Linked DNA regions of Homo sapiens: region 1 is linked to region 2. A link is a contact called in ENCODE POLR2A ChIA-PET data. All regions are on one chromosome and are shown on one strand. The core of a region is the stretch at or near the end of the contact, and the rest is flanking DNA. Distances in the headings are between cores, read along the strand shown. Region 1 holds the start of ZFP36 (ZFP36 ring finger protein). Region 2 overlaps KDM4B (lysine demethylase 4B).

Region 1 (5,757 bases), core at 3,004-5,503, about 34 Mb before region 2:
AGGTGGATAGTGGATCTATTTTGCAGGTGGATCAGACAGGATTGCTGTTGGACTGGGGTGTGGATTTGAGAACAAGGTGTCAAGGGATACTCCTGGGTGTCTGGCTTAAGCCCTGGTAGATGGTGAGAAGTGCCGTTTTCTTATATGAGGGATTTTTTGGGGAAGGGGCAGAGAATCAGATCTGGCTAAAGGAAGGACCAGAGATGTTGTTCTTTCAGTCTCCAAGACTGTTTCTGCAAATGTCTCTTCACTGCTTGCTCTTGGTCTCTGCCCCTCTGCTGCCTTTGCATCTCAGGGGTTCTGACTCCCTCTCGCCTGATCCTCTTCTACTTATTAGGGCCTGAGCCCTTTCCCACAAGGGAAGCAGTTTCCTGGAAGAGGAGACCAAATGTCAGTGAGCAAGGGGAGTGGGCCAAGGAGGCCTGAGAGCAGGAGGGAGGCTTGAGGAGGGTAGAGAGAAGGGAGAGGAGGGAAAGGGGCTTCAGAGGGAGAGAGAAGAGGAGAAGGAGTAAGGCTAGGGGGAGGAGGGGAAGAGGACAATGGGGAGTGGGAGGGCAAGGAAAGGGTGGAGAGGGAAAGAAGGACGGAAAAAGGGAGAGAAGGGAGACGGGAAGGAGGAGAAAGGGGGTAAGAGACGGCAGGATGGGGAGGCTGGAAGTGGGAGAGGAGTAATGAGGGAGGGGACAAATTGGAGGGGGAGAGAAGAACAGAAGGCAAAGGGTGTAGGGCGGGGCAGAAGGGTGCAGAGGAGGAAGTGAAAAAGAGGAGGAAGGGTGAGGGTAGGGAAAGGAGAGAAGAGGGAAGTGAGAGGGAGGAGGGAGGAGTGCGGGGCAAGGAGAAAAAAGAGGGGTCGCAGGGGGCGAAGGCTGGGCGGCAGGGCCGAGCCGCAGGCGCTGACGCAGGGCGGCTTCCGGGCGCGGGGCCCCGGGGTTGGTCCCGACGACGCTGGCCTTGTATGGTCTGAAGACGCGGCTCCCCCGGGGCCCCTCCTAGACGCGCGGCCCCTACCCACACGCCCTGGCCTCGCGGGGCCGACCCTGGTCGGTGTGCGAAGCCTCGGACTTCCAAGGTTCGGAAATGCCAAGACCCGGTAATTCCCGGGCTCCAGGGTCCCGGGTGGCCAGAAATCTGCAACTCCGAGCCACCAGGGGTCTAGAGTCTAAAGCGCTAGGGGATGCAACCTGTGACTCCCAAATGTTGAGATCCTAGCCTCTTGAGACCCTAAACCCGCTTCCCCAACATCCAGAAGGTGTCGAAGCCCCCCCGGAACCTCTAGTCCCGAAACGGGTTCCGCTACCCCAGGCTGCCCCGCCCCGCGCCCGCCCCCGCTCGCTCTGGGCGCGCGCCCCAGCACATTCCGTCCTCCCCACCCGGCCCCTCCCGCCTCCCGCGGCCCCGTGGGGACGGAAACATCCCGTCCCCGACCGCACCCGCCCGAAGCTGGGTCAAGGAGCCCAGCAGGACGGGAGCGCGGCGCCCCCGACGCCCGGGAACTGGCTCCCCCGGTTCCCATCTGGTGACCTCACCTGGTCCCACCCTTTCAGGTGAACGGCCAGGCCCGGTGACGTCACTTCCTGCCAGGTAAGCGCCGCGGGGCTCGGAGAGGAAGAGTTAACTGCACCCAGCTTCCAAAAAGTCACCCCCTCCCTCTCCATTCCTGTCTCTAGACCGCGAAGAAGCCAGGATCCCAGCTTACACTCAGATTGTTTATTTAAAAATGCCCAAAACACAAAAATAGACTTTTAAGGTAATAATATATATTACTAAATATATTATAGTCTACTTATAATAATTATATCGTCGTTTTCAATATTACAAAAAAAGGAAGAAAAATACAAGGGAAGCAGACGACCCAATATATATAAATACTATAAAATCATATTAGAATAAATAAAGTCGTCATAAATAAAGGGCCCATTGATTTATGGGTGGGGTTTGGCAACGGCTTTGGCTACTTGCTTTTGGAGGGTAATTTGAGCACCAGGATTCCCCCTCAGGAGAGGTTCCAGTTACCAGGAGACACTGGAACCTCAGGTCTATAAAAACTGGAGGGGCAGTGAAGGCCTATTATTCACAGCACATAAGATTCTAGGAGACAGATTTGGGCAGGGAAGAGGTGGGGGAGAGGGTTCATTGCCTCCCTTAAATATGCTACAATTTTTTTTCCCCCAAGAACCTCGGAAGACACTCCATCCCCCACCATCATGAATACTGAGCTTGCACACTTGGGGACCTGCCCCAGCGTGAGGTCAGGGGAGTGGGTTAATGCATTCTGGAAAAGGGGATTACTTGATTACTGTCCCCCAAGTCCCCACAGCCCTGGGGTCCATGCAGAGACCACAGTGCAAGAGACGTGGCTCCCCGCTGAGATCCAGCTGATCTGACCGGGCAGTCACTTTGTCACTCAGAAACAGAGATGCGATTGAAGATGGGGAGTCGCCGGGGGGCTGCCACGGGCTGGGGTGGTGCAAAAACTCCCGCCTCGAAGACGGGAGAGTCAGAGCCCCCCAGGCTGCTGCCGCTGCTGGCATATTCATCAGGGTCGGATCCCAGGGACTGTACAGAGGGGGTCCGAACCAGGCCACCCAAGGGCCCCCAGACGCTGATAGGAGTGGCCCTTCGGCAGGAGGGGCAACAGACTGGGGTGGGGTCTCTTCGAGCCAGGGGGGTGCCAGGGGCAGCAGAGAAGGCAGAGGGTGACAGTGGAAGGTCCCCAGGTGGTGGTGGGGAGCTGGAGGGCGAGAAGGAGCTGGAGGACAGGGAAGGGCCGGCCAGGCCTGGTGGTGGTGGTGAGGTCCGGCGGCCAGAGGGCAGGCCGGAGAAGCTGATGCTCTGGCGAAGCACAGGAGGGTGGCCCGGGGCCGCCAGGTCTTCGCTAGGGTTGTGGATGAAGTGGCAGCGAGAGCCGTAGGGGCAGCGGCCCTGGAGGTAGAACTTGTGACAGAGTTCCGTCTTGTATTTGGGGTGGCGATTGGCCTGGCGCAGCTCGCCCAGGCCATGGGCAAACTGGCACTTGGCCCCGTAGCGGCAGCGCCCACTCTCTGAGAAGGTCCGACATAGCTCAGTCTTGTAGCGCGAGGGGGTGGTGGAGGTTGCAGTGGGCGAAGTGGGTGAGGGTGACAGCTCAGGGCCCAGGCGGGGAGCCAGCGGTGCGAAGCCAGGGGGTGGGGGCACCCAGCCACAGCTGCGGCCCTCCACTAGGCTGGTGGAGCGGCCAGGCAGGCGGGAGGTGACCCCAGACGGGCTGGAGTCGGAGGGGCTCAGGCTCCAGGGTCCCGAGGAGCCCCAGCCTGGGCTGGACTCAGTCCCTCCATGGTCGGATGGCACGGGCACGTCAGGGCTCAGCGACAGGAGGCTCTGCGGAAATGGGTCGGTTAAGGCACCTGAAAATGCAGGGCGACGCCCCACCCCAGCTGCAGGGAACTAGAGCTTGCCAGGCCGGTTTGTGGGCTCCCCGCCTGAGCCCCACCCGCCCGCAGAAACCCCTGGGTTCCGGATGCCAGGAACCCAGAGTTGGAGGTTCTGAGTTTACCCACCACCGAGGCCTTATCCCGAGGGACCCAGGAATCCCGGCTTCCCCGGCTGGACCAAGAGGGGGACCCCGAAGTCAGGGCGCACCACTGTTTCCCAATTTTGGGTCTCTTGTCCTCCCCGGATATGACCCACGCGTCGGGATCTCCAGTTTCACAACTGGAGAAACCGGGCAAAGTTGACCTGGAAGTCCGGATTGCTTCGGTTTTAGGGTTCTCTGTCTCTACGGTCAGGGACTGGAGAGACAGAAGTCGGATCCCCCCACCCTGAGACTTCAGCCCCAGAGACGCCTCCGCGCAAAACCACGCCCTCAGCAACGACTAGGGGTGAGCCAGGTATGGGGGCCACTTCCGCCTCCAGGCAGCCTCGGTCTGAGAAAAGTTCTCCGACTTTCCACTTGCATGGGCCGCCCCACCCATGTTTGAGCGAAGAGCCGGGTGTCGCGGGTTCCATTTTCACCTCCAAATCACCAAGCTGGTCTGAGCGGGAGGCAGGGGCCCCAGGCTGGAGGGCGCGGCGCTAGGGAGCCCCAGTTGGAGAAGGGAGGCAAGCGTCCCGGGCTGGAGTTTGCGGCGCTAGAGAGGTGGGGACTCGGACTCAGGCATGCAGGTACCGGGGATGCCGTGCGGCGGGGACTCACCTCGTAGATGGCAGTCAGATCCATGGTGTAACGGTTGGCCATGAGGGGTGTCGGCCGAGAGTGGGAGCGCTGAAGTCAGGCTGAGGCTGGCACCGAGAGCCGGCTACTTATAGGAAACTGCAAGCACGGGGCGGGGCCGGGGCCGGGGCCGGGGGCGGGGCAGGAGGGGCGCTTCCCGGACGCGCGCCCCCGGCGCAGCCTGGCTGGCCCTGGACTGGTTCCCTTCCGCCCGGCCCTGGGCCAGGACGCGCCTGAGCTTGGCCGGTGGACAGCCGTGACCGAGCGGGGAATGCGTGGGGAAGGGGTGGGGGTGCGGATGGGGGGACGCCTGCCCAGTTTTCAAAGCTGGAGACTGAGGCTTGTAGAAGGAAACTGGGGCGGAGGTGGGGGCAGGGCCCCAGGGGCAATTGACAAGAGCAGAAGCCCGATGGGGGTGCGCGTGCGACACAGACGGATGGGGGCGGGGAGAGACGCAGAGGGGTACAGACAGGCAGACAGGCAGAGAGAAAAACATCGAGAGAGACACACACACCAAGAGACATACAGAGAGAGATAGACAGGGTGAGGAAGGGAGGGAAGACGGGGAGACAGAGACAGTCCCAGAGACAGATTCAGAGGGAGAAGAGGGTTGGGAGGATCACAAAAAGAAACAGAAAGGGGCTGAGCGCAGTGGCTCACACCTGTGATCCCAGCACTTTTTGTGTTTTTCTTTCCTTTTTCTTCTTCTTTTTTTTTTTTTTTGAAAGACGGGGTTTCCCTATGTTGCCCAGGCTAATCTCCAGCTCCGGGGCTCAAGCGATCCTCCCACCTCCGCCTCCCAAAGAGCTGGAATTACAGGTGTGAGCCACCAAGCCCGGCCAATCCCAGTACTTTCAGAGGATGAGGCAGGTGGATTACCTGAGATCAGGAGTTCAAGATCAGCCTGGGCAACAGTGAGATCCCATGTCTACAAAAAATACTATTTAAAAAAATTAAAAAGAAAAAGAAACTGGACAAAAAGGAGAAAGACTGTGAGAAATAAGCACTTACGGAAAGAAATCTGCAGAGCAAAGTGCCAAGAAAGAGCCAGCAGGCCTTGGAGGGGAATTCTCTGAGAACTGCCTGCCTTGTGTGGTCTCACTCCTAAACAGCCCAGACAGATAAGGAGACCTGGACTGCTCTCCCTCTCCCCACTTGCTGGGGTTGGGTGGGTGAGTGAGTGGGTTGGGTGGGGTCCAGGATACCTGGCAAGGCTGAAAAGGGGCCTCCTTTCCCAATTCACAGGGCGGCTCTAGCCCCCTCACCCTCGGGCGGATGATCTCTTCTAGGCTGAGTTAAGGAGAACTCACCTGGGCTGAGTTCTAAGTACTTTACGCACATTAATCCTAATGCCAGGTGGTATGCCCATTTAAGGCAGGAGGAAACCAAAGTGAAGTTACTCTCCTGCCCGGCTCACACCTGTAGTCCTAGCACTTTGGGCGCCCAAGGCAGGCGGATCACTAGAGCTCGGAGTCTGAGACTAGCCTGGGCAACACGGCGAATCCCCATTTCTACAAAAATGCAAAAATTAGCTGAGTGTGGTGGCGCACACCCTGTGGTCCCGCTAC
Region 2 (5,824 bases), core at 1,290-3,789:
CCAGCCTGAATTGTATACTTTAAGAAGATGAATTTCATAGTATGTGAATGATAGCTCCATAAAAATATATATTTTTTAAAATGGCAGGATCATTTCTAAGGGAGGCTGTCCTAGAAAATTCAGAACCTGGCCAGCACACTGACGCCAATAGTTGGGCAACTGTGAGGTGGCCCTCCCTGGTGACAGGAATGGCTTCTAGACTTGCCAACTAGACTCTGAGCTCCTCGAGGACGGGGCTGCCTGCTGCCTCATGTCCCCATGATCACACTGGTTCGGGTAACACCTCCAGAGACACCCCAGAGCCTGGGTGCCCAGCTGCCTCCAGCATGCCAGGTGGGCTTCACCCTGACCCCATCCCCTCTCAGATCTCCCAGGCCACACCCCCAAGTTCCTCTCGCTACTTCCTCTGCTCTCAAGCTCACAGTCATCTGTGACAGTTCCCACAATGGACAAGGCTCTGCGCAAACAGCAGTTCCTATGGGAAGCCTCCCGGCGCACTGCACTGCCCTGTGCTTCCCTGGGCTTGGTTTTTTGGGGTTTTTTTGAGACATGGTCTTGCTCTGTTGCCCAGGCTGGAGTGCAGTGGTGTAATCATGGCTCACTGTAGGCTCAAACTCCTGGGCTCAAGCAATCCTCCCGCCTCAGCCTCCCGAGTAGCTGGGACTACAGACATAGCCACCACATCTGGCAAATTTTTTCTAGTTTTTGTAGAGATGGGGTCTTGCCATGTTGCCCTTGCTGGTCTTGAACTCCTGGCCTCCACCGATCCTCCCACCTCAGCCTCCCACAGTGCTGGGTTACAGCCATCCGGCCTCCAGGCTTGGTTTCTACCCCTCTTGGCAGTTATTCTCCATCTCCTTCCACCAAGAGGCCCTGCGGGCAGGAGACACTGGTCATCTGGCCACCCTGCGCCCCTGACCAGGCACGCATGAACTTGACAACTCTCACGCGGAGCTGGACAATGCAAACCCACTCAGAGGGACCCAGGGTGTGGCTACAGTGACAGCCATGCTGCCCGAGCTCCCAGTGACCACGCACCAGCCTGGGCCTGACCACACCCGCTCGCTGCAGCCCATCCCTCCTCCCGCGCCCCTGAGCCAGCGACAGGCACAGAATTGCACAGGAGCTGTTTTGATGAACGGCAGCTGCCCTTCAGGCTCTAGCTGAGAAGCAGGCTCTGCTCTGCCTTTGGGGTACGCAGGACACCCGTGGCTAGAGGGGCCAAAAAAATTCTGTGGCTTCCACCAATTCCAGCCCAGACAGACAGTAACATGAGATGCCTTATGTTCTTTTTTTTTTTTTTTTTTTTTTTTTTTTTTTGAGACAGAGTCTCACTCCATTGTGCAGGCTGGAGTGCAGTGGCGTGATCTCAGCTCACTGCAACCTCCACCTCCCAGGTTCAAGCGATTCTCCTCCCTCAGCCTCCCGAGTAGCTGGGATTACAGGCACGTGCCACCGCGCCCGGCTAAGTTTTGCATTTTTAGTAGAGATGGGGTTTCACCACGTTGGCCAGGCTGGTCTTGAACTCCTGACCCCAGGTGATCCACCCTCCTCAGCCTCCCAAAGTGCTGGGATGACAGGCGTGAGCCACTGTGCCTGGCCAAGATGCCTTATGTTCTAGGGGTGTCAAGAGAACGACTTCCTCCGCCTCGTCCCCCCTTCCTGGGGGAAGCAGTTGGAATAGAGCAGGGAGCAGGAGTTGAAATTCCAGAGGCTTGACTCAAGTGCATGCTAGGGACGGCAATCTTCTCTCTCTCCTGAGCAAGACAATCAGATCCACGCGGCCCGACTGCAAGACAGGAGGCCCGCTCTGCCTACAGCCAACACTGTCTGACAGATGGGATTTTAGGAGAGTATGGAGATGCTGCAGGAAGGGGACAACAGCAACATGACGCGACTGTCCCGGTCCAGCAGCCTGGCTTGGGTCCTGCTCGCATCCCAGGGAGCCCAGGGTGGCGCCCCCTCACTCAGGGCACCGAGCCAGAGTGTCAAGGGCTGTCCCCAAGGGCGCCGAGGCTGGCCAGCTTCCAGGCTGCTGCCCAGACATGCTGCAGTCCTGAGTCCCGGCTGAGGGCACAGCCCATTTCCATCCCGCCATGATCAAGGGGTCCACAGCACCCGTGGGTAGTTTCAGGCTGGCTCTGTGGTCAAAAGGAACCCCTGGGACCCATCACACAAAGAGCGATTCTGAATCCACGGCCGGCTAATCTCATACAAATCGTCTGTCTCCACGCTCTCTCCCTGGAGACTAGGGCAGCCGCAAAAACGCAAACAGGCCCACCGCCACTGCCGGCGGCTCGGAAGGTGCCAGCACTTGGGTCCAGCTATGAATGCTGACGGGAGGTCTATGCAGGGGGAAATCCTGCCACCGTGCCCTCAGCTGACGTTTTCACAGCAAGTCACCCAGGCTTGTCTGAAAAACACAACGGTGGTCGCGCCTACCAGCAAACGGGGCCAGGTCTGCGTGAGTGACTGTCACTGTGCACCTGAGAGCCCTCGGGGTCTTGAGGTGCAGCAGCCACTGGGCAGTCGGCCTCGGGATTCTCAGCCTTTGTCCATTGAACAAACACGATCCCAGTCCAGAGCCACAGAGCAACTTCGCGCTCGGCCACCGCCAAAGAGGCACAGCCTGCCAGCAGGGCGGAGATGGCTGGACGCAAACTTGTCATCCATCCCCTCGTGTTTGCTGAGATCACTGAGGTGGATAAAGAAAGAAAAGAAAGAGGGAAGGGAGGAAGAGCCAGAGAAGCAGGGAGAGAGAGGGGGCAAGCAAAAATAAAAAAAAAACAGAAAAGAAAAAGAAAAAGAAAAAAAGACAGGCAACTTTTGAAAGCCAAGAAATTCTGAGCAAGCCTCTCCAGATTGTTTATTTCAATCAAGGAAAGAAAGCATGACCGTAAATTAACGGTACGATTTCTTGACAAGTCAGAACGTTCCTGGGACAGGCCCAAATCTAAGATGCCAAAGACCTACTTGGCTCAGAAAATGCCTGTCAGCCAGGAGAAGAGTGAGACAAAGGAAGTGTGGCCGGGCACAGTCCCCCACTCGGCTACTGACCGCACGATGGCCACCGACGGGCACTTGTCCACTCACTCTACAAAGCTGAGCTCTGCACTGGATAAGCCACCTCCCTCATGAGGCTTTCTGTGCTCAGGGACAGCAGAAACCACCATCTGCGACTCCCCTGCCCCTCCCATCGGGGGCGCTAGCACTGGTAACGAGGAGAGTTCCGATGCTTACAAAACAAAAGCCTTGTGAAATTGTGCAATGCTGTCTTCCTTTTAAACAAACCCTCAGTTCCTGCCAGGTCACACTGAACTCCTTGGGCCGAGTACACGGCTCGACGTGCTTCTGACGCTTGGTGAGCTGTAACAGAAAGGCAGCCGCGTGAATCCCAGAGCAAGAGAGTCTGGCGTCTCAAACAGCGAAGCGTTCCCCCCACCTACACTGTTTGTAGCTGTTTTTTCCCTCCTTTATGGTGAGGCTGTCTGGGTGGATGTCAGCATCGCATTTTCTCACATTCCTGCAGTTTTAAGGATCCTTGAAATGACCCATGACCTTTTTTTTTTTTTTTTTTGAGACTGAGTTTCCCTCTTGTCGCCCAGGCTGGAGTGCAGTGACGTGATCTCAGCTCACTGCAACCCCTGCCTCCAGGGTTCAAGCGATTCTCCTGCCTCAGCCTCCCAACAAGCTGGGATTACAGGCATACACCACCACGCCCAACTAATTTTGTATTTTTAGTAGAGACAGGATTTCTCCATATTGGTCAGGATGGTCTCGAACTCCTGACCTCAGGTGATCCACCCGCCTCGGCCTCTCAAAGTGCTGGGATTACAGGCGTGAGCCACCGCACCCGGCCATGCCCCATTTTTTTTTTAAGGCTAGAATATGACTCTAAATGCTTTGAAGTTAGGAAGATACAAATTCACACTCAGGCTGGGCACGGTGGGTCACGCCTGTAATCCCAGCACTTTGGGAGGCCAAGACAGGCGGATGCCCTGAGGTCAGGAGTTGGAGACCAGCCTGGCCAACATGGCGCAATCCCATCTCTACTAAAAATACAAAAATTAGTCGAGCGTGGTGGCATGCACCTGTAATCCCAGCTACTCAAGAGGCTGAAGTAGGAGAATCGCTTGAATCCGGGAGGTGGAGGTTGCAGTGAGCCGAGATCAGCCCACTGCGCCCCAGCCTGGGCCACAGAGCAAAACTCTGTCTCAAAAAAAAAAAAAAAAATTCATTCACTCAACAAGGAATGTCCACTCAACACCCACCACGTCTAAGGAGCTGCCGTACATTCTAGGGGTCGTGAGGCTGACATGGTTTCCATAGCTTTCCGTAGTGTGGCCCTCACACCCTAGCCAGGTATTTGCAAACTACAACCCACAGGTTCAATCCTGCCCGCCACCTGTTTTTGTACAGCCTGCAGTCTAAGAATGGTTTTGACATTTTTTAGTCGTTGGAGGAAAAAAAAAGCAAAAGAAGAAAAATGTCTTATAATGTAAAAATTGCACGGAATTCACGTTTGTGTCCATAAATAAAGTTTTACTGAAACACAGGCACACTCGCCCACGGGAGCTTTCTTGCTACAACGGCAAAGCAGAGTGGTCTGGACAGAGATGACCTCTGGCTTACAAAGCCAAAAATATTTATTCTCCGGCCCTTCCAGAAAAAGCCCCTGCCCTAGTAGATGAGACAAACAGATACACAAACAGACTAATACCCAGCTCTGATCGTGTGACATGCAAAGGAGGAGAAGTAGGGAAGGGAAGTGACTAGAGTGATAAGGAGCCGGCTGGGTGGAAAGAGAACCAGGCAGCGGGCACAGCAAGTGCACAGGTCCTGCGGCAGGGAAGGGCGGGCAGGGAAGGCGGCTGTGCCAGGAAAGGAGCAGGTGCAGGAGGAAGAAAGGGAGGAAAGGAAGGAAGGACAAGGCCACAGATGACAGAGCGAAGGGGCCACGCGAAAGGGCCCAGAATTTTTCCCAAGGGCAACAGGAAGTCACCGGAAGGTTCTGAGCAGGGGAAAATCTTTTGTTTGTTTGTTTGTTTTGGTTTTTACTCCTTTGACTACCTTCTTTTTTTTTTTTTTGGAGACAGAGTCTCGCTCTGTCTCCCAGACTGGAGTGCAGTGGTGTGATCTTGGCTCACTGCAGCCTCTGCCTCCCAGGTTCCAGAGATTCTCGTGCCCCCACATCCCGAGTAGCTGGGACTACAGGCGCCCACCACCATGCCCGGCTGATTTTTGTATTTTTGTAGAGATGGGATTTCACTATGTTGGCCAGGCTGGTCTCAAACTCCTGACCTCAGGTGATCCTCCCGCCTCGGCCTCTCAAAGTGCTGGGATTACAGGCGTGAGCCACCACACCTGGCCAGTTTTTTATTTTATGTATTTATTTACTTACTTACTTACTTATTTATTTATTTTTGAGATGGAGTCTCGCTCTGTCGCCCAGGCTGGAGTACAGTGGCGCGATCTCAACTCACTGCAAGCTCCGCCTCTCGGGTTCACACCATTCTCCTGCCTCAGCCTCCCGAGTAGCTGGGACTACAGGCACCGGCCACCACCATGCCCGGGTAATTTTTTTTGCATTTTTAGTAGAGACGGGGTTTCACGGTGTTAGCCAGGATGGTCTCGATCTCCTGACCTTGTGATCTGCCCGCCTTGGCTCCCAAAGTGCTGGCTTTACAGGCGTGAGCCACTGCGCCCGGCCACTTATTTATTTTTTTGAGACGGAGTCTTGCCCTGTCACCCAGGCTGGAGTGCAGTGGCAGGATCTCGGTGCAATTCTCCTGTCTCAGTCTCCCAAGTAGCTGGGACTACAGGT

Evidence for each region. ChIA-PET counts read pairs that join two places held with the same protein, here RNA polymerase II (POLR2A).
Region 1: POLR2A ChIA-PET joins it to region 2 with 11 read pairs in activated CD4-positive, alpha-beta T cell. The contact joins the promoter of ZFP36 here to the enhancer-like site in region 2. POLR2A ChIA-PET finds 5 or more read pairs at or near these places in 2 of 52 experiments (activated CD4-positive, alpha-beta T cell and endothelial cell of umbilical vein).

What each region holds. Positions count from the first base shown.
Region 1 is chr19:39,405,343-39,411,099 of GRCh38, reverse strand. It overlaps ZFP36 (ZFP36 ring finger protein), which reads right to left and starts at 4,253. Exons shown (of 2, transcript NM_003407.5): 1 at 4,172-4,253; 2 at 1,693-3,357. The coding sequence starts at 4,195. The coding sequence ends at 2,401. It overlaps MIR4530 (microRNA 4530), which reads left to right and starts at 1,422; the gene lies at 1,422-1,477. RefSeq lists silencers at 690-1,009, 1,360-1,419, 4,210-4,659 and enhancers at 1,072-1,662, 1,925-2,562, 2,563-3,201, 3,202-3,839, 3,890-4,089.
Region 2 is chr19:4,974,003-4,979,826 of GRCh38, reverse strand. All of the region lies in intron 1 of KDM4B (lysine demethylase 4B), which reads right to left. Among named protein-coding and RNA genes, the nearest start is that of KDM4B, 7.8 kb to the right of the region's middle. Within about 2 kb of position 2,539, at least 29 of the 41 ENCODE cell types and tissues checked have a DNase peak (open chromatin) inside an H3K27ac peak, as active enhancers do.